2 separate regions of the Homo sapiens genome follow, and region 1 is linked to region 2. Evidence: chromatin loops called from intact Hi-C (ENCODE). Cell type or tissue: endothelial cell of umbilical vein. All regions are shown on one strand. Each heading gives the region's core, and the rest is flanking DNA. Links, peaks and the distances in the headings are about the cores only. Region 1 has its middle 15 kb from the start of SORBS2-AS1. Region 2 overlaps PDLIM3 (PDZ and LIM domain 3).

Region 1 (16,643 bases), core at 5,707-13,706, 62 kb after region 2:
CAACCTCCCCCTCCTGGTTCAAGCGATTCTCCTGCATCAGCCTCCCAAGTAGTTGGGACTACAGGCACACACCACCATGCCCAGCTAATTTTTGTATCTTTAGTAGAGATGGGGTTTCACCATGTTGGCCAGGCTGGTCTTGAACTCCTGACCTCAAGTGATCCACCCTCCTCAGCCTCACAAAGTGTTGAAATTACAGGTGTGAGCCACTGCACCCAGCCATGTGGTTTCCTTTTTAAGAGACTGCCGTAGAGTTTTTCTAAATGGTTGTACCATTTTGCATCCTCACTGGCAGTGTATGAGAGTTCTAGTTGCTCCACATCCTTGCCAACATTTTGCATTGTCGATTTTAAGAAAAGTGTAAATTCATGCAAATTGATGGTTCAAATGTATATAATTATGTATATTACAAATAATACTGGAGAATTTTTGTTTTTTAGTGACAAGTTTTTGAATTTCCCCTTCCTTTTCTTTTCTTGTGTTATGTTAAATTGAACACTTAGGAAAGTAAATTTGAATTCTTAAAGTCATAAGGACCTTTTAACCTATTATAGCTGTGGTTAACTTTTAGTATCCTGGCAGGGAAAACTTTATTTCTTAAATATCTAAATTACAACTAGAGAGAAAAAAGAAAAGGAAAAAAAATGATTAAAAGTTGTATAGAGGAGGCGGCTTAGGTTGGAATGTGGTAATTTCCACCATAGTCCTAATTATGTATGGTTGTGTTGCTGCTCTCAAACCATAGCACTGCTTATAGGTTTCACAGGCTGGCACCAAGTTGAGCCACACCACTCTTGCTAACCTCTATGATGCTTTCTCCAATTTTTCATTCTCCACTGTTACTTACTCTGGGCATTTTAAGAGAGGCTTCTAGAAGACTGAGGGTCCTGAGAAGTTGGCAGTGGCTGTGACCAATTCTCCAGCTTGCCTGGAGGCCTCGTTGTTGCCTATGACTGCCTGTCCTGTGACGTTATCAGCAAACAAAGCAGCTGGCATGGGGTGCAGGGGGAAGGCCTGGGGGAGAAGGAAGGCAAGGTTGGGGTGGTCACTGAAGCACCATCTGGCTCTAGCAAGGACACGGGGAAGTTTGGAGTTCAGCTCCAGCTGGACTTTAAGAATGTATGGGGCTCCATTGTAAGGTGAATGAATGTGAAGAGTGCAGAGAGAAGGAGACGCAAGGAAGAGAGTGAGAAAAAAAAAGAAGGAAAAACTTTATGATCAAAGAAAAGAGTTTTTTTCTAATACGAAAATGATATACAGCAGTTTCCTTTTCTTTTTTTTTTTTTTTTGGTTTTAAGGAGAGAAAATTTATTAGGCAAGAAAGAAGGAAGAAAGGAAGAAGAAAACGGCTCCTTCATACAGAGACAGAGGGAGGGGGGGATTTGAACAGAGAAAACCCCCAGTTTCCCCTTTTTATAGTAAGAATAAAACACATTCACTGATAACCTCTGCATACTACTGCAATAGCATTTTTGGAGGTGGAGTCCCAGCACCGTCGGAATGATCCCTGGCATCTGGATGTGTCAGCCCATCAGTGCATCCTCACCTAAAGCACAGCATGTGTGGGGTGACAACTGGGTGAAGGGGAGAATGAGCCCCGGGGTTAGACCGGGAGCCTGCCTCTGAGGCTTCCTGACCTCGACTTCCCTGGGCCTGTTTCCTTATCTGTCATGCTGCGGTGATAACGCCCTCATCACAGGGCTTCTGTGAAGATCAGAATGAGACAATGTGAGAGTCTTTTTGTTCATAACACATATTTTCACATTTGTCAGTTTGTTCATGAGAGTTCAGTTCTGAACAATGTCTCTTTATCATCTATCTTCAAGAGCGTAGTGGGAATATAGGATTAGAAAAAAATTTTTGGTTTGGGTATCTTTTCCTTCTGTTGTTTTGACTATCAGCAGCCCTGATACTTGTAGACAGGCAGTGCTTGAAGGAGAAAGATCTTGGCTCACAGAAGTTTAATCCTTTCCATTTAATGACTGTAGCTTAGCATATTTTAGTTATCGTCATTTTGGATTTCATACTATCTGGCCTCACAGAATTGCACCAAACCTGTCCTGACCCCTGATACTCTCCACAATTTTTTTGCCAGTAAACCCTGTAATGAGTTTTGTTACCAGGATGCATGATGTTTCCATGCCTACAAGTCCTGTTTTCCAAACTGGCTGTTCTCAGGCTGGCAAGAGTGAGCTGATTTCACTCCAGAAACATTTTAAACTTCCTGAAAGATTAAGTGGCTATGAGCACTCCCACAGGGCCTCTGCAGTGTTCTTTGTTAGGGTCAAGGTTCATGCTTTCTTTACCAGTTTGATGATTTTTCTGTAATTCTCTATCTGAGAGGTGATGTCTATGTGAAGGTATTCTGTAGCTGCCAATCTAAAGGCCCATTTTCCTACTGTCTCTCCTTCCTTCTAACGCTTCGATCTCCAGACACTTTGTCAGTGATTCTGGCTTCCAGAACGCCTACCTGTTCTAGGGGAACATGTAATCTGTGAACAGCCTTGGACGAGCTTCCCATGGCGTTTGACACTCAAGGCTAAAAATAGCAAGATGAGGCCTGAAGCATTCTCCAAGGAAATGAAATCGAATCACGTAACTGGATTATTCTTGGTTATCTTGCAGATATCCGCGTGACCAGACGTCTACAAATGGTGGTGAGATCATTTCTCGTCGCCTCTTAATCTGTTGGCAGCTGACTTCTGAAAACGTCTTCAGAGTTTTTTCTTTTTTCCCCAAACCAAGGGCAGCCAGCAATTTTGAAACTTTGCATATTGGATTGTCATTGTGACTTCCACAAGTAATTTTGCAAAGTTCATTTTTCTTTCTTTCCTCATTTCAGACTTTTTTTTTTTTGGAGGGGGTGGGGGTGGTTTTACTTTTTCACAGTGGTTGCTAAGAAAGAATCTTCTGTTTATAGGCTCCTAACAAATAGTGACAGCTGAAAGACAAATATGGTGCTGTGTTTGCAGGACGATGGAAGGGGGCCAGCAACCCGCAGCCTCCAGGCACACACACTCACAAGGAGGCCTTTGAGAGTGCTGCCTGGCATTGTGGGTCCACAGATTGCTTGAAATCATTAAAAAAGGCGTTTGCCTCATACTTTCAATGACAACTTATTTCCAGGGGTCCACCAGCATTGTACAAATCGATAGGATTGTCAAGTTTTTTGTTTTTTGTTTTTGGATCTCAAAGCTTTTGCTTAACAGGGGCCGAAACACAGAAAGATTTGAATCTACTTTCACAACAGCGTTCTTTGACCTTTGGGTCATACGCTGGAGTGTCATAAACCAAGAAGCCAGGGGTAGGTTCATTCATGTTCACCTTTCTTTGTTTGGGAGAATTTCCTCCATTCTAGTGTGGTCCTAGAGCAGGATGGTGGCGAATGGGCTGCAGTTTAGAAAAACATTATGCAAAGAAAAGAGAAAGTGATTGTGTCTTTCTATCTAAGGCCAGCATATAAATGGGTATTTGGGTTCTTCGTTTCATAGTTTCGGTCTGAAGGAAATGGTTACCTGGGGTAACATAGAAGACCCTGAAATTATAACTACTGAAAAGGAGGCCTAGTGGAGGTGGGCTGAGCATGTCACCCTTGGCCAAGGATCACAACACAAGGTCAGAATAGCAGTGGGTGATGCCGTGCTGATGACTAGGATGACACACAGACAGCCCAGTGGGCTCCAGGCACTCTTATAAGCACCCTTTATGCACATATCAGTACTCAACACAGCACTGGCGGGTAGGCATTGCTACGAATCCGATTTACAAGGAAACGGATGGCAGAAATACCTTGTCCAAAATACACAGTACATGGCAAAGCTGTGGTTTGAATCCAGGCGGTTTGGGTCAGACCTGGTGCTTAAAGCTCAGCACTACGCTTCCTGTCTTGGGATCCCAGTGCTTCTCAAAGCCTGAGATTTTGTTCTCTATTTCTTTCTTTTTCTTTTTCTTTTTCTTTTTTTTTTTTTGAGATGGAGTCTGGCTCTTTCACCCGAGCTTGAGTACAGTGGTGCGGTCTCGGCTCACTGCAACCTCCGCCTCCCAGGTTCAAGCAATTCTCCGGCCTCAGCCTCCCAAGGAGCTGGGATTACAGGCATGCATCACCACACCCGGCTAATTTTTGTACTTTTAGTAGAGATAGGGTTTTGCCATGTTGGCCAGTCTCATCTTGAACTCCTGACTTCAGGTGATCCACTTGCCTTGGCCTCCCCGAAGTGCTAGGATTACAGGCATGAGCCACTGGGCCTGGCCTTGTTCTCTGTTTATCAACAGCACCTCTACTTCTGGGGAGACTGCCTGAAGAGGGTTTTTCACTAACTTAGTAGGAGAGAATGCCTTTCCTGCCTCTTCTTTTCTCCTAACCCTTCTCTGAAAAATGTCTTTGTGTGTAGAATCCCGGAATGACTGGAGGAAACACATGGAACTTTGATGTGAAAAGGACATTAAAAGATTTAGTGTCAATTTTTTCAACACAACACACAGCACAGAATCTGAACTTCCCAATTCATTGTCACCATTCTGAATTTTCTTTTTCATCCCAGAAGTGTTGGATTGGTCATTTGGTTTGGGTTCTATGTCAGAAACCATTTGCAGACAAATGGCAAGGCAGGGCTCAGACAGTCCTCAGAGGGGACATTTGTGAGATTTTGATTCTGCTGGAAAGCTGAGATATGCATTTGTCTGTAGGAAACTGATGAAGCAGGGTTGTCATTGCCTTCAAAATGAAATTTATACATGGGGTTGGCCGGGCTCCTCTTTCCTTCTTATACTCCAACAGGTGATTTTGCAAATGTGACTCTGTCTGTAATTCCTTCCTGCTCTTCTTCCCCTAGAAAATTCTCGTATAAATTTTCTCTTTTCCCAACTCAGAGATACTTTATATTCTCATTCAAAAACGAACTGGAAGAGTAAAATACTAGGAAAAACATAAAAGTTCCTACAAACAAGAGACTACCCTGCACTGTTTGAGGCTGAGTGGAGATGTACTGTTCATCTTATACTCATCTCTGTCATATGATTATTTTATGAAATGCCCATGGTGTTACTTTAAAATAGAAATCTAGTTAATTAGACAGAACACAACTTCAACTAATTTTAATATTTATTGAGCGTAACATGTACATGGCAAGGATCTGAGGGTGGCCTTGGGAAGCCCCCACCTGGGCAGTGGGGGAGAGGTGGGATTGATAACGTAGGAGAGATGAGATGCATGCAGGGGCTGGAATAGAAGCCAAAAAATGCTCCGTGTAGCAGCAAGATGATCTTCTTACCAGAGCACAGAGGAAGCAGTAGGAGGAAACGGTGGACACATTGGCGAAGAGTTCAATATTTCAGCTGAATTTTGAAGGATTCATTCACTTCTATGCTGGTGGCCATGACAGGTGCAGAGCATACGGTGGGGGAAAAAGGCCCAGGCCCACCCCCAGAGCAGACACAGAGCTGCTGAGAGGACCATGAGCTGGCTGAGGACTGAGCTGGCAAGAGGAGACTGCCATGGGCAGTGATCTTCATGGCTGGAGGCACAGATGAGCTTGGATGTTGGCAGCAGGAGGAGCTGTCATTCGCCAAGAGTCCAGTCGAGACCAGTCGTCCTTGAGGGGCACTGACCCAGAGACCGGGGTCGTCAGGCCACACCCTGCAGGGGCCAGCATAGAAGGCAGCCCACACTCCCACCACTGCCAGGAGGACTCCACGGGTTTTCTCTATCCCCAGACCATCTTGGGAAGGAAGAAGGGAGGGGAGAAATCGCCTGCTAGCGAGTGTACTTGGAGCTTGATGAGTGTTTACCAAAATTAAATTGTCTTAAACTGGAAAAATCTGAGATAATATTGATCACTGAATTTGAGGGAAAGTAAAATTTTACTGCCACCATGCAGCGGGGAGTTCACAGGGACAATTGAGTGGGTTACATAGTGTATGATTCTATCTGTATGAAATATCTAAAGCAGGCAAATCTGCAGAGACAGAAAGTTGATTAGTGGTTGCCAGGGGATGGGTGAAGGAGGAGGGGAGTAACTGCTAATGGGTACAGGGCTTTTTTTTTTTTGTGATAAAAATGTTTTAGAATTAGATAATGGTGATGGCTGCACAACTTTGCAAATATACTAAAAACCACTCAGTTGTACACGTCATAGGGCTGTGGCCTGTGAATTATATCTCAGTTAAAAAATGCAAAAAGATTAGATTGGTTAAACAAAATAAGGAAGCTACCATTTTTTTTTCACACATTTGAGTAGCAGTGTGAGTAAAGTCTCATACTGCTAGCTGATAATCATTAATCATTAATGATAATCATTAATAAAACATTGATTTTCCAAATATCTGAATCTGATACCATGTTGGGTAATAGCTATATCTAACTTTACATTATTTCTACTAAAATAATAAACTTCAGACAGAACTCAATTGGTAATCAGAATTCAACTCGACTAGCACTGGAAGCAAAAAAGTACTTAGACAACTATGGAAATACAAAGCCATGCACAAAGTGTACGAACCCAACGTGAGACGACACACGTCAATCAGGTGCTTTCAGTTAAGTCAGTACTTTGCCTTTTTATTTCTTTCATGCTTTGAAGATAAGAAATGAAAAACTGTATTTTCTAACTCAGAGTGCTTGTTACAAACACACACATTGTACTTCTTACTGCCATTAAAGTTTGTACTCAGTACAAATTTTTGAATTTTGAAAATTTTCTTTCTTTCCTTTCAGGTCTATTAATATTTTTATAACAGTAAACTTGTAAGTGGAAAATATATTACTGTTATTCTGTTTTAAGAGCAAGACTAAATGCGAGCCATTTCTTTTACTGTTTCTATCATTCCTGCAGTTGGCCTGGCTGGAAGCCTTGTAGTCACCACCGACTCTACCACTTCCTTCAATCCCTAAAGCCAACCAGTGGCCAAGTCTTGCTTATTTTATTTTTGTAACGTCTGTCACGTGTATTCCCGCTCCTGCTGCCCTGATCTGGTCGATCACTTCTCCCCACCGGGACTAGGATCACCGCTGGCTCTCGGCTTCCATCTTGCTCCTCTGAAATCCCCCAGAATCACCTTCTGAAAGCTTCCTGCTGCCCAGGTCACCTCCCGCATGCTCTCCCGCTGCATTTCACTCGATTAAACCATTGTTTCCTTCTGCACCAAAGTTTATTTTCTTTACAGAGCTATGTCATTTCCCACATTTCTTTCTTTTCATAACTCTGTCTTGTTTTTGTCAACTAGAGAATTTATGATTTTAAAATCCTTTTTAGAAGAATCACCCTTTTATTTATTTATTTATTTTTTTTTTTTGAGACGGAGTTTCGCTCTGTCGCCCAGGCTGGAGTGCAGTGGCGCGATCTCGACTCACTGCAAGCTCCACCTCCCGGGTTCACGCCATTCTCCTGCCTCAGCCTCCAGAGTAGCTGGGACTACAGGCACCCACCACCACACCCGGCTAATTTTGTGTGTTTTTAGTAGAGACGAGGTTTCACCGTGTTAGCCAGGATGGTCTCGATCTCCTGACCTCGTGATCCGCCCGTCTCGGCCTCCCAAAGTGCTGGGATTACAGGCGTGAGCCACCGCGCCTGGCCGAATCACCCTTTTTTTGAAGCTTCTTGAACATTTACTGCTCACTTTCTCTGTAGAGCGGGTTATCTCTGTTAGCCGCCTGAAATCCTTTCCGGAACAAGATGGCATTTGGTGTCTTGATTATTGATCTTGGTGTCCTGTAAGTTTCATGCCCAGGGCAGGAAGCTGGGGTGCATCAGAACTGCTGCTCTCTGAAGCAACTTGAGTACTTAGAGAAATGTCATATATTACAAATAAAAATCAGACATTTTAATTCTTATCTCTATATTTTTTTTTCTATATTTTGCACTGGTTTCTTTTAATTCTCTTCTTTGTTTCAGCATCCTCCAAGTCTTCGTTCAAAGCCTTCTCCCTTTCCTGATGTCTCTCTGTTTTAGTTAGGTATATATTTAGGCTGCCTCTTTTTCTTAAATAATTTTATAATGAAGACAAGCTCTTAAGATAATTTTATTTTTCTTTTTCTTTCTTTTTTTTTTTTTTTTAGAGACAGTGTCTTGCTCTGTCGTTCAGGCTGGAGGACAGTGGTGCAATCATAGCTCACTGTAACCTCAACTCCTGGGCTCAAGCACCTCAGCCTCCTGTCAGCTGGGACTACAGACACGTGCCACCTGCCTAATTTTTTATTTTTATTTTTTTGTAGGAGATGGGGCCTCGACATGTTGCCCAGACTGGTCTCAAACTCCTAGGCTCAAAGGATCCTACTGCCTCTGCCTCCCAAAGACGTGGGATTACAGGCATGAGCCACCCGCCTCTTTATTTTGCTTTTATGAGTCAAAAACATTTGTCTCTTCTCCCTTAGCATTCATCTAAGTATATATTTTATAGGAGAAAGGCCAAGGGGAAGATCAGGGTGATGTTCAGTATTAATATACTGTGCTTCAGAAAAGGAATGACATAAGCTATTGTCCTGAGAAATAATCTCTAGAACCCTCTGTCAAATTAATCACTGAGCATAAGGGGCTCTATTCAGAGAGGTGTTTTTATAAAGCCAAGGAGACCCTGCATACCTGGCTGGAGAGGGAGGAAGGGATTGAGGACAGAGTGGAAGTAAGGAAAGGCCTGGCCAGCTTCTGGTCCTGGGGATGGCAGGAAGATGGAAAAGGAGAGGAAGGGCACACAGTAAGGTTCCCTTTGACTTCCTGTCTGGAGGCTGTGCTTCAAGGTGAGTTACTCCAAGAGCAGTCTGCACCTCAGGCACATCACAGCGAGCTGGGCAGCCGGGGTGGTCAGGCAGAAAGAGGGCTCTGGGGCTCAGCATTCTGGGGTGCCCTCGACCTTTACAGGATAGGGATGCAGCGTTGAGAAGCCAAGGATCCACAGCGTGCACAGAGTGGTGAGGGGAGCTGACCGCACAGCAGAGCCTGGATGCGAGGCTGGGCCAGAGGCTGGAGGAAGGGCATGGCAGATATTCCGGAGTCTGTAGCCTGCGGGAGCTGACTGGCTGAGTCAGCAGGAAGTGATAATCCTGCCCAGACCCAAAGAGATCAGATTACCAGTGACACCAGCCTCAGGTTTCAGCTTTGAAGGCCAGGAAACACCCAGGGAACAGGGACACAGCCCTGGAGACCAGAAGAGGTAGAGGACATCATGCCCAACAGCCCAGGTTTTCCCACCACCATAAGATGTTAACTGCTCCCACTCACCGGGGAACTATCCTGGGAAGGAAGCGGAGGAGGGGAGACTATTCGGAGAGACCAGGCATTTTTATCCTGATGAGTGATTTTTTCCTAATAGACTGCTGCCATCTTTGGAACGGATTACACTAAAAAGGATTAGACATTTGGTTAATTTTATCTCTCTCTATAAATTTCAGTTATATATAATATATATACACACATATGCTATATATTTATATTTATCATATATAGAAGAAATTGCATATTTTAGACTGATATGTGTGTAAATTATTTAACTTCACTACAAGATTTTTGTTATATTAAAAGAAATACATCTTAGTTGTAAAATGTTTGAAAAATAAAAGTATCCATAAATCACTGAAGATATGACCATAGTCAACATTTTTGTGAATAATTTTTACATCTTATTCCAGTGTATATGGATTTATTAAATAGAACCTTAAGAAATTTCTGAGATTGTACTGTTTCTGACTTATAAAATTAGAGATTTCATGGAGTCAACCTAATACATCTGGTCTAGGGGCACACACACATGCACACGTACACATACATGTACATCTATGTTCTAGGTGCATATGTATAGCTGTAAAAATAGATATTCTTCCCTTCAAAAATGAGATTATACTGTTTTATAACTTTTTTTAAAAATTTAGCAATGTGTTGTGAACATCTTTATACATCATTAAATATTTTTCCAGGAGGTCCTTTTTAAGTGATTACATGGTATTTCACAGCAAAAAGTGCCACAATGTGTTTATTAGATAAATATATCTAAATACCTGTTGTTAGATATTTAGATTTCTAATAATTATTTGATGTCATGAATAACATGGTAATACATAAACTTACAGCTAAATATTTGAACACATTGAGAATTTTTTTTAGAATAAATATATAGAAATGACATTGCTAGAACAATGGATACACAGTATTTTGAAGTTTTTTTTTTAACTTTTATTTTCGGTTAATGGGTACATGTTCAGGTTTGTTATATAGGTAAACTGAGTGTCTTGGGGGTTTGGTGTACAGATTATTTTGTCACACAGGTAATAAGCATACACCGTAGGTAGTTTCTTGTATTTTAAAGTTGATTTATCAATTTACATTCTCTTAACACTATACTGAGACAAATCTTCAATTGGCTGCCAACTTGCTAGGTGAAAAACTGTAACTGATTTTACTTTTGGTTCCTGGGATTGAATAATTATTCCTGTACTTAATAGTTCTATGTTTTCTTTATCTTTATCTTTGTCTTTTTTTTTTTTTTTAATGATCGTTTCATGGCGTTTGTTTTGTGCTGAGCTCCATATTGAACCTGCCTATATGTGCTGAGCTCCATATTGAACCTGCCTATATGGGAAGCTGAGCTCACAGTCTGGCCCCTCATCACGATCTCTCAGGCAGATTTCTAGCCTCAAAACCTTCTGCTTCTTTGAAATCCATATTCAATTTGTCATTCAGTCTGCTGCTACTTTTACTGAACTATTATTTCATGGACAGTTGAGAAATGGAAAGATCTTGATGATTAGTTGATTTTCTTCATTTCACCAACAAGGATATTGACATCGGGCCATGCTAGTAACTTTCTCAGTGTCACGGGTCATATGAGGGTCTAGTGCTGGAATCTGGGCTCCTGGTCTGGTTGTGTATCTGTCACCTCTCGTCCTGGGATGGTTCCTCAGGCCTGGTCTCTGTCAGGGAGCCATCCAAATAAATGCTGGCTGGTCGTGCTTTACCCAAGTTTTCTGCTCTGTTGCTTTTCTATTTGTGGCTTCTGTGTGTGAGATTTTTTTTTTTTTTTTTTTTTTTTTTTTAGATGGAGTCTTGCTCTCTCGCCAGGCTGGAGTGCAGTGGCACCATCTCGGCTCACTGCAACCTCCGACTCGCTGGTTCAAGTAATTTTCCTGCCTCAGCCTCCCAAGTAGCTGGGATTACAAGCAGGTGCCACCATGCCCAGCTAATTTTTGTATTTTTAGTAGAGATGGGGTTTCACCATGTTGGCCAGGATGGTCTTGATCTCCTGACCTCGTGATCTGCCTGCCTTGGCCTCCCAAAGTGCTGGGATTACAGGAGTGAGCCACCGCGCCTGGCCCTAACTGTGTTTTTATGTCACTTCCTTCTTAAAAACTGATGAGCTTACTTCCTTCTTAAAAACTGATGAACGATTCTAATATTTGTTTTATATAATATCTGCTTTAGAAATCTCTCATTGATTTTAAACATATTTATAAATGCCACATTCTGACTGTCTTCATCAAACATCTAGCTGAGAAAACTTGGGAATGCAGCCAAGAGGACCTAACACAGGTATTCACATGCTTGGTGCCAGTGAGAATCAGCTTAAAGGGGACTTCCGAAGGCCAAAAGGCCAGGGAACTAGCCTTTTAGAGCCAACTACATGCTGGACTGTTGGTATATTTTATCTTATTTACTCCTCAGATAAATATTATGTGATATTCTTTTATTACATCATTTCACAAGCTGACCAAAGTCACGAGTACAGGCCCACTTCCTTAGGAACCTAACTGAGTCTGAGTTTGGAAAATACGCTTTTCATACCATTTACAGGAGCCGCGTTGGCAAAGCAAGGCGTTCACTCTCTGATCCTTTTTCTTTTTGTAAACTCTGACTGCCAGAACAATCTTCAAATAACATGTCATTATCAGCAGCCAAAAAGGAAGCTTGGACCCTTTTGAATTTGAAGTTTGCACAGCAGTCCTTGTTATTGCTTTCCATCTTTTCTCACTGGGAAAAAATGGCTCCCGAAATAAGAATGTTCTTCGTGACTCCATTTAGAAAATTGGTCATCTCGTCTGTGCATCACCAGTGTCGAGAACTGTGCTGTGGTTTTTAGTACAGCTGTCTAGCAATTTATCTTTGATAGTGAAAGAAATACCATGGCCATTAATCCATGAACAGATGTCTGCTAAGCTTTTTGTCATATCATCTGACAGCTGACCAAAGCCATAAGTGTGTGTGTGGAAGGATGTCGGGTGGGTGGGAGGCCTGGACAGCACTCAGCTCTCAGAGTTCATAAACATTTTGAGATTTCTCCATTAGCAGGGAGAAGGAGACAAAGAGTGAGGGAGAGAGAGGGAAAAAAATATTTTAGAGACCTCATTATAAATACTTGGAACAAATAATATCAGTGTTTTTCCTAGGGAACAGGCCAAAGATAGACTTACTAGTTTCAACTCATTTCTGTCTGCCAGCCACCAAATTTCTTTGCTGAAGGGTTAGGGTGGAAAATGCCGGTAATTCTAAGGGGAAGCCTGTGCTATCAGCAACTCTGACAAGCTAACAACTGGTTAGTTTGTATAGGAGCAGCCTCTGAGGGGGACATTCTTATTGAAAAAGTGAGCAAGTCTCATGCTCCCGGTCTGGTCTATGGTACCTATCAGGTTCAGAATATCTTGATGCTTGTGTGTGACTTCTTTTGTTTTAAATGAAACACACTGTATTAAGATAGAGTCACCAAGATGAGCCCAGAGGAATTATCAAAGTCATATCTTGCTGTGTGAACAGCTTTGTGTCCCAGCCCCCAGAGGGCTTTAGTTGAGATGTTGGTGGCATTCGGTCAGGAATTGTCAAGTCTGAGCGCTTTGAATGCCAAGCTTGAGCGGAATTTTGATCTTGATATCCTGTTCCTTGTATCAAAGCTCTTCTGTTAAGAAAAAAAGTGGCCCTGGTTCAAATATGGGCTAATGTCACTGAGGAGGGGCAGAAAAAAGTGTTACTGGTTGGCATTGCATTATAGACCTAATATGATTAATATTTGTAATCCGACAATCTAATTTTCAGACCCATTTCACTTGGTTTGATTAAAGAATTGTCAGGGAATCATTAGAAAATGTATACCAGTTCCTTGTATTTTGTCCAAGGAGATTTTTCTGGGATGAGTATTATCTATAAATTCTTGTGCTTATATTTCATCATGGCCTTAACTATACTTGCACTCTGGTAAAGAACACTGATATCTCGTAATTATCTAATTAATAACTTCTGATATTATTAACTTTTTTTCTTTTTAAAGACAGGATCTTACTACGTTGCTCAGGCTGGTCTCAAACTCATCAGTCCAAGAGATCCTTCTACCTCAGCCTTTGGAGTAGCTGGGACTGCAGGCACCACCACCACACTTGGCTTCATTTTCCTTTAACATTTTAACATACAACATATATGAGTATTTACTTACTGAGTGGCAAACACTGTTGACTGAATGTTTCAATGTCTCCTCTGTCCCTTGTGGAAGGAAAACTCGCAGGCTGCTGACAGTTCCTTTGAAGCCTCAGTGTGCATTTGAGATGGCTTCTTAAAGCCAATGATTGAGAACGTATGATGAAACAAGGTAGATCAAATAGTCTGGTCTTATGGAACCAGGAGCCAGCTAGAGAGCTCGAGAGAGTCTGATTGCCTGAGGCATCCTCTGAGAGCTCTAGATATCCATTTCTTGTTTCTTTTTTGCCTCTTCAGCTCACTTTCCAAGTTGTGCAATTATAACTTGGAAACGTGCTGTGCCTTTTATTGAGGGTGTTGCCCCCATGGAAGCAGCCCTTGCAAGGCTATGGACCAAGTATTTGTGTCCCCTCCAATTCATTTGTTAAATCCTGGTCCCCACAGTGCTGCTATTGGGATGTGGGGTCTTTGGGAGGTGATTGTGTTATGAGAGCAAGGCCCTCATGAATGGGGTTAGTGCCCTTATGAAAGAGGTTCCAGAGAGTTCCCTTCTCTTTCTACCATGTGAGAACACAGAAAAAGAAGGCTCTTTTCTTTCTATTCTTTTTTTAAATTATTTTTTATTTTATGAGACAGGGTCTTGCTCAGTGTCACCTGGGCTGGAGTGCAGTGGCATGATCATAGCTCACTGCACCCTAGACCTCCTGGGCTCAAGCAATTCTCCTGCCTCAGGCTCCTGAGTAGCTGGGACTACAGGTATGTGTCATTATGCCTGGCTGATTTATTTTTATTTTTATTTTTTAGTGGAGATGGTCTCACTGTTTTGCCTAGGCTGCTTTTGAACTCCTGAGCTCAAGTGATCCTCCTGCCTTGGCCTCCCAAAGTGCTTGGATTACAGATGTGAGCTACCACATGCAGCCAAGAAGAAGGCTTTCTCTGAGGAAGTGGGTTCTCACCAGGCATCAAATCTGCTCGTGCCTTGATCTTGGACTTCACAGCCTCCAGAATTGTGAGAGATAAATGTCTGCTGTTTATAAGCCACCTGCAGACATGAGAGGCAGTAGGGAAAGTTAAGATCAGAGTTAGGGATTCCTTACCTTGTAGAGGGCCATTGCTATCCCTCTGACTCAGATAGAGCTTCTGCAGCAGGGTAGATTAATGGTAGATTCCTAGTCTATCCAAGTGTGTGCATAATGAACAATGAGTGAAAAGAGATTGCTAAATATTTACGCCCTGGGAACATATAATTTTTTCCTGCATTACTGAATATACCACTGACTGTTTTGGCTAGGGTGCTCTCTGTGTGTCTGTGTGTGTGTAGGGAAGGGGTGTCTTTGTGAAGCTATAAGCTGAACTACTCAACAGTTATCACCTATTATATCTTGTTTTTATGCAAATCCCAAATTGAGTATGGAGCTGGGGGAAGGGGGCATTTCAGTTGTCACCCTCTGGAACAAGATAGATCCTCTGCATTGATCATCCACTAGGAACCAGGGAGCAGAGAAGTGGGTGGAAGCGAGTGTCCCTGAGAGAAGGCCTGTACTAGTCTGCGTGGGCTGCCATAACCAGGTACCAGAGACTGGGGGGCTCAAACGATGGACATTTATTTTCTTCCTGTTCTGGAGGCTAGGAATTGGAGTTCAAGGTATCGCAGGGTTGGTGTATGGGAAGCCTCTCTCCTTAGGTATAGATGGCTGCTTTCTTTGTGTCTTCACATGGTTCCCTCTGTACACTTCTGTGTCCTAATCACTTCTTCTTCTTCTTCTTCTGTTTTTTTTTTTGAGACGGAGTCTTGCTCTGTCGCCCAGGCTGGAGTGCAGTGGCACAATCTTGGTTCATTGCAAGCTCCATCTCCTGGGTTCAAGAGATTCCCCTGCCTCAGCCTCCTGAATAGCTAGGACTACAGGCACCCGCCACCACGCCCAGCTAATTTTTGTATTTTTAGTAGAGACGGGGTTTCACCGCCTTAGCCGGGATGGTCTTGATCTCCTGACCTCGTGATCCGCCCGCCTCAGCCTCCCAAAGTGCTGGAATTACAGGCATGAGCCACTGCGCCTGGCCCAATCACTTCTTTTTATAAGGATTCCAGTTATATTAGATTAGAGCCCACTCAGATGACCTCATTTTACCTTAATTACCTTTTTAAATGCCCTATTCCAAATACATTCTGAGGTTCTGGGGTTTAGAACTCAATGTATGAACTTAAGGGGATGGGGACACAATTCAGCCCCTAACAAGGACTGACCCCTGGTTTTGTGTTTAAACACATGGTTACTATTAGTATGGACTAGAGATGAGAATACGCCCATCTTTTCTTCACTAGGGACATGGGCATCACTCACATTGCAGACGATGTGGGTGATTAGAGGGCACAATGGGATTCCCCGAGCAAAGCCTGATGGCGCAGCCTCACCGAGGCTCCCACTCTGAGCCCAGGCTGGCCTCGTCATCGGTGCCCTGAAGTCTGCGTACCTTCTGGAAAGCAAAGGAATCTTTCTACCCTACCCACGTGGCCTGCGACAGCTCACTAATAACTGAGCTTGCTTTGCTTCACACACCTGGCTTTTGCTGATGACATCATCGCCTCTGAGATCATCCGGGAGGGAATGGCCTCCCTGCTCTGGGCTGATCTGAGCCTCAGTAGAGATATTTTTACAATGACTGCTTTGCCCAGAGACATTCTACAGAGATCCTTGTTTATCTCTAGGCACTCGTCTACCTTGTGCTTCAGTCCACCTCAGGGATTGTTTGACTCCTTCCTAGGTGCATTCTGGCTTTATCTCCAGAGTTTGGGAGGAGAAACTGCTTTCTACAAAGGGCCTAGATCTGACAGTCATAGGGCAGAAGATGAGACCATTAGGACTGTGACTCTCAGCCTTTTAATTCCGGATTAAAAAAAAAATCCTTTACAATGATTTACAAGATGATTCTCCTAAGTAGTATGAGTTACCCTAGGGCAGGGCTTCTGACCTCAACACTATAGGCAATTTGGGCTGGATAATTCTTAGTTGTGAGGGCTGGCCTGTGTATTGTGGGTCCAGCAGTGTCTCTGGTCTCTATGCACTAGATACCAGTAGCACCCCTGAGAAGTGCTTGTATATTGCCAAATGTCCCCTGGAGGAGTGACAAAGTCACCCACAGGGAAGAAGCCCTGCGCTAGTACATTATAAAAATATGTTCAATCTAACTTTTTTGAACTATGTCTAATTTCAAAGTAAATGATCTGTTCCATCAATTTTGATTCAAAAAATTGAAACAAAC
Region 2 (16,643 bases), core at 4,395-12,394:
ACCGTCATTCCGAGAGGGGCAGGACTGATGCAATCATAAGGGACGCTGTTCTGAAATAGGGCATTATAGAATGGAATTAGTGAAAACATTTATTTTGTTGTGGTTGGAGGAAACTGTTACAAAAACGCTCAAAGGAGCAGAGGGCATTATTATTTTTTATTGTAGCAAAATATACATAAAATTTACCATTTTCACCATGGTTAGGGGTGCAATTCAATGACATTAGGTACATCCAAAATGTTGTGCAAGCACTGCCAATATCCACCTCCAGAACTATTTCTTCACCTCACAGAACCTCTGTACCCATGAAACAGTAACTCCCCACCCATGAAACAGTAACTCCCCGTGCTCCTGCTCATAGCCCCTGGTAACTTTCATTCTACTTTCTGTCTCTTGGATTTGCCTATTCTGGATCTCTCAAATAAATGGAATCATACAATATTTGCCTCTTTGTGTCTGGCTTCTTTCACTTCACATAATGTTTGCAAAGTTCATTCATGGTGCGCCGTGTGTCAGAATTTAATTTCTTTGAAGACTGAATACTATTTCATTGTATGTGTATACTACATTTTGCTTATCCATTCATCAGTCAATGGACATTGGGTGTTTTCCCTCTTTGGGCTATTGTGAATAAGATAAATGCTGGCATACAGGCTGGGCGTGGTGGCTCACGCCTGTAATCCCAGCACTCTGGGAGGCCGAGGCGGGTGGACCACGAGGTCAGGAGTTCGAGACCAGCCTGGCCAAGAGGTAAAACCCCGTCTCTACCAAAAATACAAAAATTAGCCGGGCGCGGTGGTGGGTGCCTGTAATCCCATCTACTTGGGAGGCTGAGGCAGAAGAATCACTTGAACCCGGGAGGCAGAGGTTGCAGTGAGCCAAGATTGTGCCACTCACTCTAGCCTGGGCAACAGAGCAAGACTCCATCTCAAAAAAGAAAAAAAAAAAAATAAAGAATCTGTTTGAGTCCCTGCTTTCAAGTGTTTTGGGGTATATTCCTAGGAGTGGAGTTGCTGGATCACATGGTAATTCTGTGTTTAACTTTTCCAGGAGCTGCCATCCTCTCCCAGGGTTGCTCTATGTTACCTTCCCATCAGTAATGCACAGGGTTCCCATTTCTCCATATCCTCACCAATACTTGTTATTCTCCATGTCTGCCACAATAGCCACCCTAATGGGACATTTTGCATTTTTGTGTGGCTTTTAAAGGACAGTCTATATCTTTTGGGCATGGAGAAGCCTAGGTCAGGGCAGGAGCCCTGAAGATGACGGGAGTGGGCTGGAGACCCAGGTCTGTGGCTCACTGGCTATGTGGCCTTTCACAAGGCCACCCGCCCATCTCTCAGCGTCTCATTTGCTAAGTAGGGCAAATAATAGGCTCACCTCCCCAAGTTCCTGTGAGGATTACATGATACTGTATGCAAAATACTTTGCACAGAACATGGAACACAGTAAGGGTTTTTAGAGCATTGTTTAGTTTTTGATGATGGTGATACTCCAGAGTGTGGGGGGGAGGCTGAGAAGTTTGACAACATTCATTTAAAATGATATCTCATGATTTGTAAGCTGAGCTAGCCCTTGACTACCATTAATGCAATTTGTCTTTGGTGTCCTTTTGTGACTTCACTTGGTGGCTACTTGGACATGTCCTGGAATCTCCTTTTTTAAACGAGGCACCATCCATATCCTATCCTTCTGAGCAAAAATTCATTTGGCTCCCAATGAAAACCAAGTTTTAGACTTTCATTCCCAGTATGTTTGCTGTCGTCCCCGTCCCGCCCCCTGCAGTGGCCTCTATCAATACGTTTCAGCAGGTGTCAGCGGCTGCTCACCAGAGCCATCGTCCACCATTCCCTGGAGCACTCTGAAGGAGCCCGACTGGCGAGGCTGTGTGGGCTCATTCCGATTGTCGTGGAGCATCCGGTACACGTCCGACTCGGGGGGCACCGAGGCTGTGGGCTCGCTGAAACACAGGCACGGCGGGGAGCATCGTCAGGTGCTGGGAGGCACCAGACGTGCAAGAGGCCAGAGACATCAATACTCAGCCATTACTCTATGCACAGCCACTCCTGAACAGAGGTCTAGTATTTTCAAGTGAATCTCTAGTATAGTTAAAAGCATAATGTGAATTCAAATGGCTGCCTTGGAAATGTCATTGAACAACAAATCGGGGAGTCACACCCACACTCCTCCACTTGGCAAAATACTTTGGAAGGAAACTAAAAGATAATTGTCAGGAAATAGTAATTAAGAAGAACAAGACTTGAGTCTGATGGATACATAATGATAGATGTGAACAAAATTAACTTTTCCCAGAGAAAAGGCAATATACACATGACAGAAAGTGCAGCAGTGAGCACTCAGATTATTCTCAGTCATCAAATTGTCGGTAAAATTCACATTCACTTTTGATATTAAACAAAAAGTATATGGTTTAATATGTTTTTAGTTTTAAGGCTAATTTGTTAACCCCTGGAAATAACAAGGGTATCATTTTACTTGTAAATTCTAGAAATTTAACCTCTCAGGGTTTGAAAGCCTGTAATGTAGAAACTTACATTTTTATATCTGCTATAACTGACTGCACTGTCTTTTAAAAATAGCCATGTTAAAATTCATTTACAATAATGACAGCAGCTTTAACATGCTTTCTACAAATATATTCATAATAGACAATAAAGAATTTCATAATACTATATGTTAAGCACTACTTTATTATTTTATATCATTTTATTGCATTATCTAGAAAACATACTATCTGTAATATTTTTATTCCCTATGTCATATTTGCAAATGGCTTTGAGATATCTTACACTACTATTAGTTCAATGTGTTCATCCCAAGAGATAGCTTTGGGATATCACTATTTAACACTCTGAAGCATTATAATAATTTAATTTATAAATAGTGATTCTGTAATAGTGAAAGAAGCAGTAAGATTTTATCCTATAATAAATCTTTTTAATCAAAATCTTTATGGCAAAAGTACTGTGAACAAATAGTTATAACAAAGAAAAAATTAGTCAAAAAGAGACCAGCAAAAATTAAATATCTACATTAACAGCCTGAGGGTATTCACCTAAAAACCTTTATGCACAATAAACATTGTAAATGAGTAAATAATGACCTCTCCACAAGCTGCTATCAGAAGAGAGAAGAATCATCTCATAAAATTCCTCTAAACCTCCCACCTCCTTCCTAATTTTTGATCCCCAAAGGACAGACATAGGGTATACTAGATTATAAATAACTTTGAGAAGTATTACACCAGATATTTGTAAAGTACATTGTAGCTTTCGAGAGACATATACATTTGGTCCTTACCTGATTTCATTTTATTGCTATCTGACACATAAAGCTCTACAGATAATTCCTCAAATCACCTTTATCACCAAGCCTAGATATTTGCAATAAATCCTTAGTATTTTAAAAAAGCTTTTCACATAGCTTTCTTTCCAAGCCTAGATATTTGCAGTAAATCCTTAGTATTTTAAAAAAGCTTTTCACATAGCTTTCTTTCCATTAAGACAATGTTAAAAGACACCAGTAAAGCTGACATTGCCCACGTGTTTAGTTAATATGCCCATGGTTCAAAGAGACTCATATTACCTCATCAAAGGTGTTTCCCCTAGGGCTGTTGAAACCTGACCCTGGAGTGTTTCCATAATATTGTCATCTGAGTACAACTGCATAGGTGTATTAAACTGAGCATGTACAATCTTCACACCAGGAAGTTCCATTTCCAAAGGAATGTTAGGGGCCAGCTTAGCCGCAACTTTCAAGTCACCTGGGCAAATGGTACTAACAGTACTGACAGAAGAAGGGGTGCTGCGTCCACTGCCACAGTCAATCCCGGAGGGAGTGCTGCATCCACTGTGTTAATGGATACACGTTACACAGAGATGGCACCGGGAGCCAGACAGTCCAGACAGAAGAACACAGAGAACACGTACAGAGAGGTTAAAAGGAATTGAAGACAAAAGTGAGAGGTGAATTACATCAAAATAAAACCAAATCTTGATTTGTCACTAGAATTTATTTATAAAGGGAAGACGGTGAAAAATTCATGATTGAAAAAAGTTTAATAAAATTAAAAGGTACAGGTGATACTGCATTTTTTGGCTCTGTTTCACTAGGCAATGTGTAATTTGAGGGTTACATGTAGAAAAGTTGTATATGAAGTAGAAAAGATGCAGCTATCCTCACTTTTTAAAAATAGGCCAAAGACTTTAAAACTGGTCAATATCACAAGTGATGAAGGAAAATTACATTGGCTGGACATCCTTTTACATTTCTGAAGTGCAACATTTAAAATTAAAGTTTTAGTGAACACTGAATATGCAGCATGAAGATGCAATCACATATTTGGGCTCAACATTTCAAAATCAGAAGTATATTTCAGTAATACGGTTGAACTTTAATTGAATAGTAATTGGTAACTTGTAGGTTTTATGGTACAGATTATGTTTTAAGGCTATCTTGTAAATATTTTGTTACTATTTTAACATTTTCTATTTTTACTCTTTAGTTCTGTGAGGAGTATACTTTAAGACAATTGTTCAGTGGTTTAATACAAGCCCTAGAAAAAACCAATAAATGCTTATCACCTTGAAATTAATGATTAGAGGAGAAATAAGGTGGTGTTTCACTCTTTCGATGCTTATATTTCTTACATAGCTATTTTATGCACAATTTCAGAAGCACGCATCTATTCCCAGGCATATTTCCCTTTTCCTTTTAAAGATACATTTCAGGGACTTATTAAAACATCAAAGGCCAGTCATGCACATCGAAGAACTAGGGAGATTGTACATTCTATTTGGAAACTGGATAGGGGTCAGTTAACAACTGACATGCTAGTGACTAAAAAGTCCATTTTTCCACATGCATGAGAGATACCAAGAGATTTTTGTAAAAAAAGCATAGTCATTTAAGACAAAGCAAAAAGAAATATTAGTATTAATGTAAATATTTATCATACTTTCCAGTTAGTGTTGCTGTAAGCTCAAGACAGAGAATGGATGTATATGGTGTGTTTACCGCTAAGTCAAGATTGTCTCTGGTCTCAAGTATGGCCCCATATCTGCATTTACTCTCTAGAGGTATTAATGCTAACTTCAGCCCATATAAAGATAAGAAACCAAAAGGTATTGAGCAGTAACTTTCTCTACTCCAGCAATGTTGCAGCCGGATTAGTCTGGAGAACTCATGTCACTAAATGGGTTTAAATTTTTTTTTTTTTGTCTTGTGCTATCCAGTTTAACTACCTACATAACCTAAACCAGACAGGTGAATACCAGCTTGCTCCTTCACTTCCTGCCTTTTGAGAACCTATTGAAAACCCAATCTGTACATTGTTTAGATCACATACCAAAATATCAAGTGGCCTATTCACCATTTTTGTACGATCTATAGTGACTCTTGAAATGGACTTCAGCTGGTAAAAGAATATGAGTACATTTTCAGTTGTAGTGCAGTTTAGTCAGGATCATGTGGATTTAACCTGAGTGTAATGAAGCTTATGAAATCAGTTTAGGGATTTGAAACACAGAGTTAAATCCTGGGAGACTTCGGCCTCCCAGTAATGAACCTACTCAACAAGCATTTATAACTACTCTCACCCTACTGTGTGCCAGACATAGTGCCCGTACTGGGTAGATAAACAATGATCAATTTAGAACTTTTACTTATGCCATGTTTTATAGCGGTTATTAGTAATATTTTTCTGCTATAAAAGCCATGTATAACTTTTGACTCCTCCAAAACTTAACTACCAATAGCCTACTGTTGAACCGAAGTTTTACAGATAAACAGTCTATTAGCACACAAATAGACTACTACCTATGTGTATTGTATACATTCATGGCAAATCTTTTTCTTAATTTTTTTGATATTTCAAGGCTACCATTAGTGACTTTTTTCAAATTGTCGCAAATCTCCAAAAATTTTTCCAACATATTTATTGGAAAAAAAATCCACATATAAGTGAACTTGCACAGTTCAAACCCGTGTTCTCAGGGTCAACAGTATATGCATATGTGTGTACTATGTAATTTTAGTTAAACATGCATTCCCAGTTCCTTTATCAATCAGGCCCATGTCTATTAAATAAATGAGTAATGAACCCTAAGCAAACAAGAATGAACTTTTATAAATTTCTGGGCCAATTTAAAAAGATCTTTTAAACTGATCCTTTAAGTAAACGAGTTTTCATGGATTCCAGTCACTGTGGATATCACTGGGGATAGCACCGTGGGTCACCACGACCTGTTCCTGATGACCTGGAAAGGCAGGTGCTAATGAGATTTTCTGGGGTTGACTTAGTGACTTGGCAAGGCCACTTGTAAGGTTGATAACACACTCAATTACTTCATGCCCAGATACGTCATTTGACAGATTGCTAATTTCTCTGGGGTGTGTACAGACATTTTGGGGCATACTTCCGGAAGCAACTTGTCCAAAAACCACTCATAGGATTGCATTTTATCATTTGGATCTAAAATACCTTACATATGTATTTAATTGTAGCTTTACCCTTAAAAATTTTACATATTTGTATATGAAAACACCAGTCTTTTAAAAGGCTTCAGTTATGATGAAATAATCAAAAGAACTATAGCTAATGGTAAAACCCCAGGGAAATTGAGCTGTTAACAATTTAGCATGTCCAACTTACTACTTTTTTTTTTTTTTGAGACAGTCTCACTCTGTTACCCATCTGGAGTGCAGTGGTGCAATCTTGGCTCACCGCAACCTCTGCCTCCAGCTTCAAGTGATTCTCATGCCTCAGCCTCCTGAATAGCTGCAATTACAGGCATGTGCCACCATGCCCAGCTAATTTTTCTATTTTTAGTAGAGATGGGGTTTCATCACGTTGGCCAGGCTGGTCTCAAACTCCTGATCTCAGGTGATCTGCTCACCTGGGCCTCCCAAAGTTCTGGGACTACAAGTGTGAGCCGCCATGTCCAGCACTAGCATGTCCAACTTACTTTTGATTAAAGAAGTTCATTAACAGTGTAGTTACAGGGTGACTATAGTTAACAACAATTATTTGTATATTTCAAAATAACTAGAGGAGTGGATGTGGAATGTTCCAAAGCACAAAGAAAGTTACTGCTCGAGGTGATGGATACCCCCAATTACCCTGATTTGATCATTACATATTGTATGCATATATCAAAACAGCACACGTACCCCATAAACATGTACAAGTAGAATGCACCCGAAAAAAACTACATTTGTTTTAAAAGTTAAAAACAAATCTAGTTGTAGGCTGGTATGCAGCCACTCACAATTCCACCTTGATGAAGAATAGTTTGGTGGGAACAAAAAATTCAGAAGTTATAGCAAATAGTGAGGAGGGACAGGAAGAGAAGGAGGATGTTGGGGGCACTCTTATAATTCTTTTTTTTTTTTTTTTTTTGAGATGGAGTCTCACGCTTGTTGCAGTGGCATGATCTCAGCTCACTACAACCTCCGCCTCCCAGGCTCAGGCGATTCTCCTGCCTCAGCCTCCCCAGTAGCTGGGATTACAGGTGCCCGCCACCATGCCCAGCTAATTTTTTGTATTTTTGGTAGACATGGGGTTACACCATGTTGGCCAGGATGGTCTCGAACTCCTGACCTTGTGATTCGCCCACCTCTGTCTCCCAAAGTGCTGGGATTACAGGTGTGAGCCATCGCACCAGGCCTTATAATTCTTTAAGATTTGTGCACTGGCATCTGTTTTTTAAGCAAACCTTCTCATTTCTGTTTCTCTCCTTCTCTCTTCCAAATTCAGCTACATTAAAAGGTGTGATCTTCAAATGACAACATTATGAGTGGCTTGCCATTATCCCTATGTTTAAGTTAAAATGAAAAATTTTTTTAAAAGGTGATTATATACCTAGGATTCTCTGACTTTCCTGACTTTTTATAAAATTAAATGTTATAGGTTTTTAGTAAAGGCAGGATATGTGTTACTCTAACGTATCACTTTATTCAAGCCTTCTGAAGCCCCAGAGCTTGTGTGGGTGGACTCAGTCACACTAACCTGAAAAGAATGCAAGTGATTAATTTTACTATGCTTCTTTGGGAAGTTGTATATATTCAACAGTAAAATATCATATCCTTTTAACTTTAAATCCAGTGTTTTGTTATTGGGGTTGGGTTGGGGTGGGGAAGCTGTTGAAAGTGGAGAAACGGAAAAGATGCAGATGAGAACAGAGTATGAACGAGGGAACACATAGAGAGAAGCAGGAGAGGACACAGAGCTGCCAGCATCGGGAGCGAGACGGCTCTGGACTCTTCTTGCCACTTGCTTGGGAAATGTTGTGCACCCTCAGGATTTGATTCCTTTATCCAGTGAGCATTTATTGGGCATTTATTTTGTCTGTTTGTAGATGGTCGCTTATTGAGCATTTATTCTGTCTCATTTCTAGGTGCTGGGGGTATAATGTTGAGCCAGTCAGACCAGGCCCCTGCAGACACTGAGCTCACGTTCTAGGGGGGGGAAGATGTGTTTGCTCATGGTTGCCTTCTTAACGCCTTTCTCCTGCTCCTCTGGTCCAGGGCTCCTTTCTGGATCTGATATCACAAGAATTGTCTGGCATATTTTGAGACAATCACCTGGCTCTGCCTGTAGCTTCCTGAAAGGTCTGGACATGGAAATCATACATAAGGGATGACCTGCTATCCGCAGCTTATGACAGGAGTCATAAGCTCGGGTGTCTAGAGGGGCCAGGAGGTCACACATGTATGAAAATGGGCCGTGTCTCACACACTTAAGAGTGATGTGCATTTTGACAAGATGGTGAGTTTAAATGTTCTGTCTAAAGGCACTTAAATTCTTTTTTTTTTTTTAAACAAAAGAATTAAATAAAACATGCCTGTGAAATAAATCCACCTATGGGCCATCAGTTTGCAACAGCTGCGGTAAATCATATTCAATGTTCCTGTCGGAATCAATCCGGTCTAACCACCAGCTTCCTTCCTGTGGGCTGACTGGCTTAGCTGAGGTCAGAAGGATGGAACAGAGGTTTCCTGAAGTCACTGTTTCCTGATTTGGCAATACAGGGCATTATTTTCTTTCCCCTTAGGTTGGAGTTCAATTTCTAGAGAAGATATTTGAAAAGGATGATCTGAAGATGATCAGTTTCTCTACTGAGAGACGAGAAGGAAGAGCTTGCTCCTTATCATTCTGGCTTGTTCACCTGATTCCTTCCTCCTAACCGGGGCTGGTTTCCATGCTCGCTCCTGCTGGCAGGGCTTTCCTGACCTGGGATAGACATACTGACTGCCCGACTCAAAGGTCACAGTGTTCTGGATGGGATCCCCAGAGCCTCAGGGGTGTTCGCTATAAATACACGTGGTGATTGCATACAATTTCACAGCTCTGTCATCTTGTCAATATTTACTCTTGGAAATGCAAGTTATTTGGCTTCTGTTCTCTGCCAAGTGAGTTTGTTTCTTTTTGCTTTTGAAATAAGCTTCGCAATGAGAAAAGCCACTCCAAACATCTACCAGTTACTTTTCTTGATGATTAGTAAGAACTGATTTAAGAAGCATGCACTGCAAACTCCACAGTCTCAGCGCTTATGACCTGCTTCGGCCCGGGATCACGAAAGGTTTGGGCCGAATATTATGCTTGTGTTCAAAGTAGTTCCCGTCCTGTGAAAACAAAGCGTTAAAAAGGCCCTCAGTGGAAGGCGGACACTGTTGCAGATAAGATTAAACGAACGATAGTTGTACAGGGAGGATCATTTACCACCAACTACTGTCATAACTAAGAAAGGCGATGACGGGACCAGGACGATGTCTTCTTTCCAACCATCTATCCGCTAAACGGTCAGGCACTGGCGGATTGGACCCCACAACAATTAGAACATGTTTTAGATGCTTGTCTTTAAAAGAGAAATCTGATAGTGCCTTCAGGAAAGTAAAAATAAAACAGCAAGAGCTGGACTTTTGAAAAGAAAAGAAACCATGCTATCACTGTTAGGTACACTGTGGCCAGAACAGAGCCGGATACTTACTTTTGAGGTGAGCTAGGAATGAGACCCCGCAGCTGTCCGTGAAGCGCATCTTGTATATTGCTAGTTGAATAGAGCCCAATTGGCGAGTTATAGGAAGCGCTCACTACCTGTCTTTTGTCATCAATGTTTGCAGCTGCAACAAAAGGCTGGGCCCTTCTGTTGTGCGCGGTACCAATGGGTTTGAATTCCTGTACAATGGCAGACAAAATACACAGCCACACAGCGCACAAGAAAGCCATTAGTGAGCGAAACCAACAGCATCACTACTGTTAATAAAGGCATCTTTACCCACGACGAGATTGACGGAAAGATTAGAGGAGGAGTTAGCCATAAACTTTTCCATGGTTTTCTCTGAGCTTTACATGTGCTATATTCACCGATCAAATGTTAAGGTGAAAAGGAACTGACCTTATTTAACATATTATAAAATAATTTAAACATTGCACCTCTTATCTGCCCCTGACTTCTTCATCTATAGCTTTAAGAAATTCTAATGACTCATTTGAATACAGACATTTTGTGTCAGAAATGGGATTTTTGGCTTGAAAAATATACTTAACGTTTTCTCAAGTAGAATTTACATATGGTTTCTCTTCTATTGATACATTGATAAACTTTCCCCCATTTTGAGACATGAGGGAACAAAACAAGGAGAATGAGCATTTACGAATAATTAGCTACACTGAATCATTTAAACTAAGCCAGGTGAAAACTCGTTTTTGAAAACACCTTTTAACAAAAAGTTCTTAACTTGGATTAAGCTATAATCTTAATTTTAGAAAACACAAGTGAGAGACTCTTTTTATGAAAGCGGGAATAACATATACAACCCCTCCCTTTATTGTAATGATTTCATGTTGTGTGTTTGAAGACCTCTTCATGTTTACTCTAGTCCCCAAAAGATTAAAGTCAGTAATTCAGAGAGAGAAAATGTGTATGGTTCACAGGAGGATTTTCACTTTATTCCTTGGGAAAAGGACCAAACAGCAGAGTCCTCAACCCTGAGTTTGAAACATGTCTGAATGATCTAAAATCCTATAATTTTTTTTTTTAACGTGGGAATCATGTTTTCCAGTTTTTGTACAGATTTATAATTTTGTAAAGCCTTTAAAACTTTTTTCTTCTAAGCAACAGAAGAAAACCAAAAGGGAATGCTCAATTACAGGTCAGCTGATTCTCTTTCCAAATCTTTTTTTTTAATATTTATTTATTTATGAGACAGAGTTTCACTCTTGTTGCCCAGGCTAGAATGCAATGGCGCAATCTCGGCTCACTCAAACCTCCGCCTCCCCGGTTCAGGTGATTCTCCTGCCTCAGTCTCCCAAGTAGCTGGGATTACAGGTGTGTGCCACCACACCCAGATAATTTTTGTATTTTTAGTAGAGACAGGGTTTCACCACGTTGGCCAGGCTGGTCTCGAACTCCTGACCTCAGGTGATCCACTTGCCTCGGCCTCCCAGAGTGCTGGGATTATAGGCATGAGCCACCGCGCCCAGTCCCAAATCTTTCTATTTGGCAGAATTAGTAAGATAAATCTTTCTAACAGTATTTTCCCTTACACATTCACATCAACTTCATTTACTTTCGTGAATGTGGCACCAGTGTTCCAGATTTGAAATCGTACAAACATATATAATTATTTGAAATAATACTGGAAAGAGATTATCGTCTTTAAAACATTAAAAGATCCTGTAATATTTAGTTTTCTCCTTTTCATTTCAGATAAGTTGTGGGTTATGCTTTTCTGTTAGAAAACAGACTGTCAAAAACAAAAAGAAGAAAAAGGAGGAGGAAAGAAAAGAGAGTGTCTCTCTTCCCTAGGTGTAAGACCAGAGTTTTTCATAGAAGATTCTTGTGCCTGAGAATATGAACAACTTCCTGTAGGGACCCCAGCTACAAAACGCTTTCTTTCAGTTCTTCTGAGTATACTCCTTCTTCTACTATCTAGGCCTATTGGCAAAGCTCACTTAAAAAAACAAAAATTATGCCAGGGCAATGGGGTACAGCTTCAAATCCTAGCCTAGGAGCCTTTGACTCCACCCACCCCAAATCTCAGGGGATCTGAGAATCTGTGATGGGGTAAAGAACAGCATTTCTCTCACCAACCTTGGACAGCATATGTTAACAGCCTCCTGAACCCAAAAAGAAGGTCTGAGTTGAATTCCATTTAGTCTATGATTTTGTAGTGTGATTGAGTTCGCTGATACCTTGTTCACTTAACTTTTTTCCTTCATAATAATGGCTCACAGCCAAGGAGTTGATTAACATTATTGTAGCTGCTCTTAGGTAGAATGACCCAAACCATCAAATGTAGCTTTAGAAAAATGCCTAATCCTAGATCCTGTGAAAATGTGTGTAGCTAAACATTTATAAATGGTGCAATCTAATTGTTTTAGCTGATTTATTAGTGAATTTGGATTGGCTGAGTTTTGTGATTAACCAGTATAATTAGCCATTATTATGGCATGAAAAACTAGAAATAATTGTAAGTAATGACAATGGCCATGATTCAAGCCTTTTTGATATGAGAGAAGACAGCACACTAATTGCCTAACTGCCTAGTTAAGTTTTGGTGGATTACAAGTCTCTCAGGCTAATTAAAGAATCAGGCAGTACTGAATCACTTAAGTTTTGTGGAGCTTAGCTTTTTTTTTTTTTTTTTTTTTTTTTTTTTAAAGAAAGTAAGGCCTGCCTTAAAGTCTTTGTAAATAGAATTGAATTAATAAAAACTAACATAATATAATGGCTTTATGGAAAATACCTCTGCCCTTATTTCTTCTTAGCCTTAAGATGATAATTAAATATAGGTAGTGTTGTCCTGTAAATAAGGCAACTTCTCTGAAAATATTTGTGCATTAATAATCTCTAGTAGAATTTCTAAATAGCAGCATGTAAGTTAATCAGCTCCAAGCAATTTCTTTGCAATTTTCGGTTTTGGTTACACATATATTGCAAAGATCACAAATGTGTAATTTGTTAAAAAAAAAAACCAACAACCTCTATTTTACATTCAGATCATAAAAGGAAGTGTTTCTAATACAGGCTGCAAACATTTTTATTTAGGCTTTGCAAAGCATTAGTTTATGGGCTTTTAGAGTCATTCCAAAAAGCACAATGAAGTGTATACACCAAAGGTTTACCAAGAAATTTAAGTGGGGCACTGAGGGGCAACATTCTATCCAAGGCTTACATCATTGTTGATGGTCAAATGTAATCAAAAGACAAAACCAATTAGAAGTCCGCTGTTCCACTTTAATTCATTTTTATTTTTCCTGGAAAAATCACAAGTAACTGAAAATGCCAGTTAAAAAAGTGTATACAACAGTTAATATAGTCCAGCTCTTGTGTTTATTCTATCTAGAAAAAACCACCCAAATAATTCTTATTTCTTAGGAATTCAATATGTAATTATTCCCTTAATGGATACATTTAAAATTTTTATTTTAAATGTTAGAGGCTTATATTAAGGAACAACATTTTGAATTAATGGAATGCTAGAGCTGCCCCAGTGAAAGCTAAGTAACTTGACAGAACTCTGCTGATGTTAAGAGGATCCAACCATGGACAGCAGTCTCCCATGTCCTTGGAATGACCTCAGACATGACAGCAGTCAAAGGCTTCACCTTTCAACTTCTTACTTGGAGACTGCTCACAGATAAAGATTCAGATAATCTTTATAATTCTGAACCATCTCCAACAGAAACAGTATGTTTGATTCATAGATATACACACATATATGTATACACATATATATTTATATATAATATGTATACATATGTGTATATAAAATCAAATCATATATATATGAAAAAATGGTGGGCATATAAGAGAAACAAACTCTATGAAGTGATCTTATATTTGATCAAGGCATGATGAAGAAATTATATTTCATCACGTTTGAAGTTTAGAATCACTTCCTCCTCATACTCACCCCTCAAATAAACAGTAAAGTCACCCTCATCATCCTTTTTTCTCCAGTGAGCAGTTTCAAGTGTTTCCCATCTCTCACTGGGAAGAGCTTGAGGAAATGGTGACTATGAAAGCTTGTTTTATATGGGCTGCCTTCCAGTTACCAAAACACTTTTTATTTGTGAAAATAAAAATGACTTTATCCCACACTCTTCTTGACTGTGTATGTAAACTCTATTATCTTCTCTGGCAAGGATGCAATCCTTTTTATGGAAATGGAGACAGCTTTCTTCTTATTTAGATAAGAACCATTTTTGTTTCTGAAAGCATCTTTCTTGTATTGTGACAGGCACAGTATACCTTTGAGTTGTTCCACTAACATTAAGCAAATATGAGGGTTATGGTTTGAGAATGTAAGCTTTGAAAAAGGACAAAGAGCTTCATTAACATACTCTTAGTCAAGAGCAACACTTCGTACTAAAAAATGGACCATTTTGTCTATTTTTGTACAGAAAAATAGAGAAAAATAGATTGTGTTCAGGATTGCATGGAAGGCATTTATTCAGGTGCTGGGAGTTGATCTAAACAACAACTAACGTGCCCTTTAAGCCTAAGATTCAAGTCTAAACTCAGAGAAACAAAACTTAGCTATTTGATGATAGCATGGAAAAATTATTATTATTATTATTTGTGAGACGGAGTCTTACTCTGTTGCCCAGGCTGGAGTGCAGTGGTGCGATCTTGGCTCACTGCAACCTCCACCTCTTGGGTTCAAGTGATTCTCCTGCCTCAGCCTCCCCAGTAGCTGGGACCACAGGCGTGTGCCACCACATCTGGCTAATTTTTTGTATTTCTAGTAGAGACAGGGTTTCACCATGTTGACCAGGCTGGTCTCAAACTCCTGACCTCAGGTGATCCACCTGCCTCGGCCTCCCAAAGTGCTGGGACTACAGGCGTGAGCCACCATGCCCGGCCACATTTTAAAAATCTAGATATTAAAATTTTATATCAACTATTCCTATAACCATATAAGAAAATGTCTCCTTAGCTTAAACCTATTCACAGGGGAAAAAAACCCCCAGAAATAAACATACTAATATTTAATATCTGTGGCTGGGCTTGGATGGTATAGTTTTTTCCCCAATAAGTAAGTGAGAAAGTGTATTTTATTCCAATGTCAAAGGTCACATAACTTACAATAAAAGTTTGACTTGGGTTGAGAAACAAAAACTCAAATTTCATATTGTTCCATGGCCTTTTGCTATTCATCTGCAATGACATCCTGAAGCATGATAATATTAATGGCATTTGTTTCTCTAACTGACACGTATTTGCTGTCCAGAAGATTGCTGTATTTGCAGAGTTGTCATTTTGATAAAAAAGAAAAAGACATCTTTTTTGCACAGCTTTGTATTACTTAGAAAAACAAAAAACCCTATAACCATAGCTTAGCTTTTCTCTCGTCTCAGTCCACAAGTGAAACTCACTGTTTGACTTTTATCAGCACGTTTTGTTCTGGTTTACGCTAAAGGATTTTTGGATAGCAGGAGATACACTGCAATTTAGTTATTTTTGTGTAGGGAATGTCTGTCCTGAAGTACCAAGTTACATAAACTGGCCGTGCAGAAATCTGGCCTAAGAGTCTCATAAGGAGTAGAAATCCTTTGGTTCATTAGTAGAACTGAATTGTTCTTATCTTGGAGCATTTCAAACACCGGCCTCTTGGAGAGGATGTCAGTAAGAATTAGTCATGACGCAAAGTCATGGAATGTTTCAAGGCTCCATCTGACTGGCTGCTATAGCCCTTAACCTAATCTCAACCTTTAAAAAAAAAACAATTTAATCTCCTTTTTCTCATTTGTAGTATTGTAAATATTCATATTTTCTAACCCCCAAATGTAGGACACAAGGGCTAATACATGCTTGACAAGAGGTCAGAGTATTTAAAATTAGGATTATGCCTTAAAATCCCATCCTTAGAATAACCATAGTCATAAATTAATACTCATAGACTTGCAATAGAAGCCTCTGCTAGAGCTACAACTTGGAAAATTACCCTTAAACTCCAATTCTGGAGAGATGTTAGCAAAACGTGGGCTCCCATCCTGGTCTAAACTCACTTTGTGCTTAGTAAATACTTGCTGAATTACTTACATGCTGGGGTGACGGATGCAACCATGATGAAGGATCACTGGGGATTTGGTACTTCGGTCAGATCTATCTAGTTGGCCTCATTTCTTGCATCTCATATTAACGAAATTGGGTTTAAAAATTAGGAGAAATTCTTGCATGGAAAAATAAGTTGCAAAGGATGCAGTGCAATATTGGATGTGTGCTGTGTAGGGAAAAGGAAATGCAGAGTCCCTTCTGGTTGGTCCAGGTAATGATAAGAGGCTGAGTGGTCAATAAGTGCATGTCTATTGACTTTAATTCTTAAAAGCACCATATAGTCTCTTTTTCTCATGTGTCACCTCCAGGTGATAAATTGATGACGGTGGGAGGAAGCAGGTCAGCCTGGGCATCTCTGCAAAAGGCTAGATACAAGTGAGAACTCTACCTCAAGAACTTTCCTTTTTTCTTCCACTATTTTCTTCTAGCAAAGAAAATGTTGACTAGAGGTGTCATTATTCACCAGCCCACCTAGTATGTCAGGGGGAGTCGCCATCAGCATTCAGATCCCTTCTCATTATATTTATTATCTGTGCCATCCATTTTCTTTTG

The links. Peaks named below come from ENCODE experiments on the same cell type or tissue, not always from the same donor. Only the 100,000 strongest peaks of a DNase experiment are listed, where the experiment ranks them.
Region 1: it touches region 2 in a loop (5-fold over the local background); 3 of 110 quality-filtered maps call a loop at or near these places.

Annotation. Positions count from the first base shown.
Region 1 is chr4:185,564,971-185,581,613 of GRCh38, forward strand. No RefSeq gene overlaps it. Among named protein-coding and RNA genes, the nearest start is that of SORBS2-AS1, 15 kb to the right of the region's middle. RefSeq lists an enhancer at 1-6,508 and a silencer at 5,391-5,568. In endothelial cell of umbilical vein, for the core only: no CTCF peak of the experiment used is centred there; a DNase peak (open chromatin) is centred at 9,101; H3K27ac peaks cover 1,446 bases.
Region 2 is chr4:185,504,690-185,521,332 of GRCh38, forward strand. PDLIM3 (PDZ and LIM domain 3) reads right to left here. Exons shown (of 8, transcript NM_014476.6): 4 at 9,581-9,648; 5 at 3,610-3,873; 6 at 1,833-1,963. Among named protein-coding and RNA genes, the nearest start is that of PDLIM3, 22 kb to the right of the region's middle. RefSeq lists an enhancer at 8,999-10,198. In endothelial cell of umbilical vein, for the core only: no CTCF peak of the experiment used is centred there; a DNase peak (open chromatin) is centred at 8,962; H3K27ac peaks cover 1,735 bases.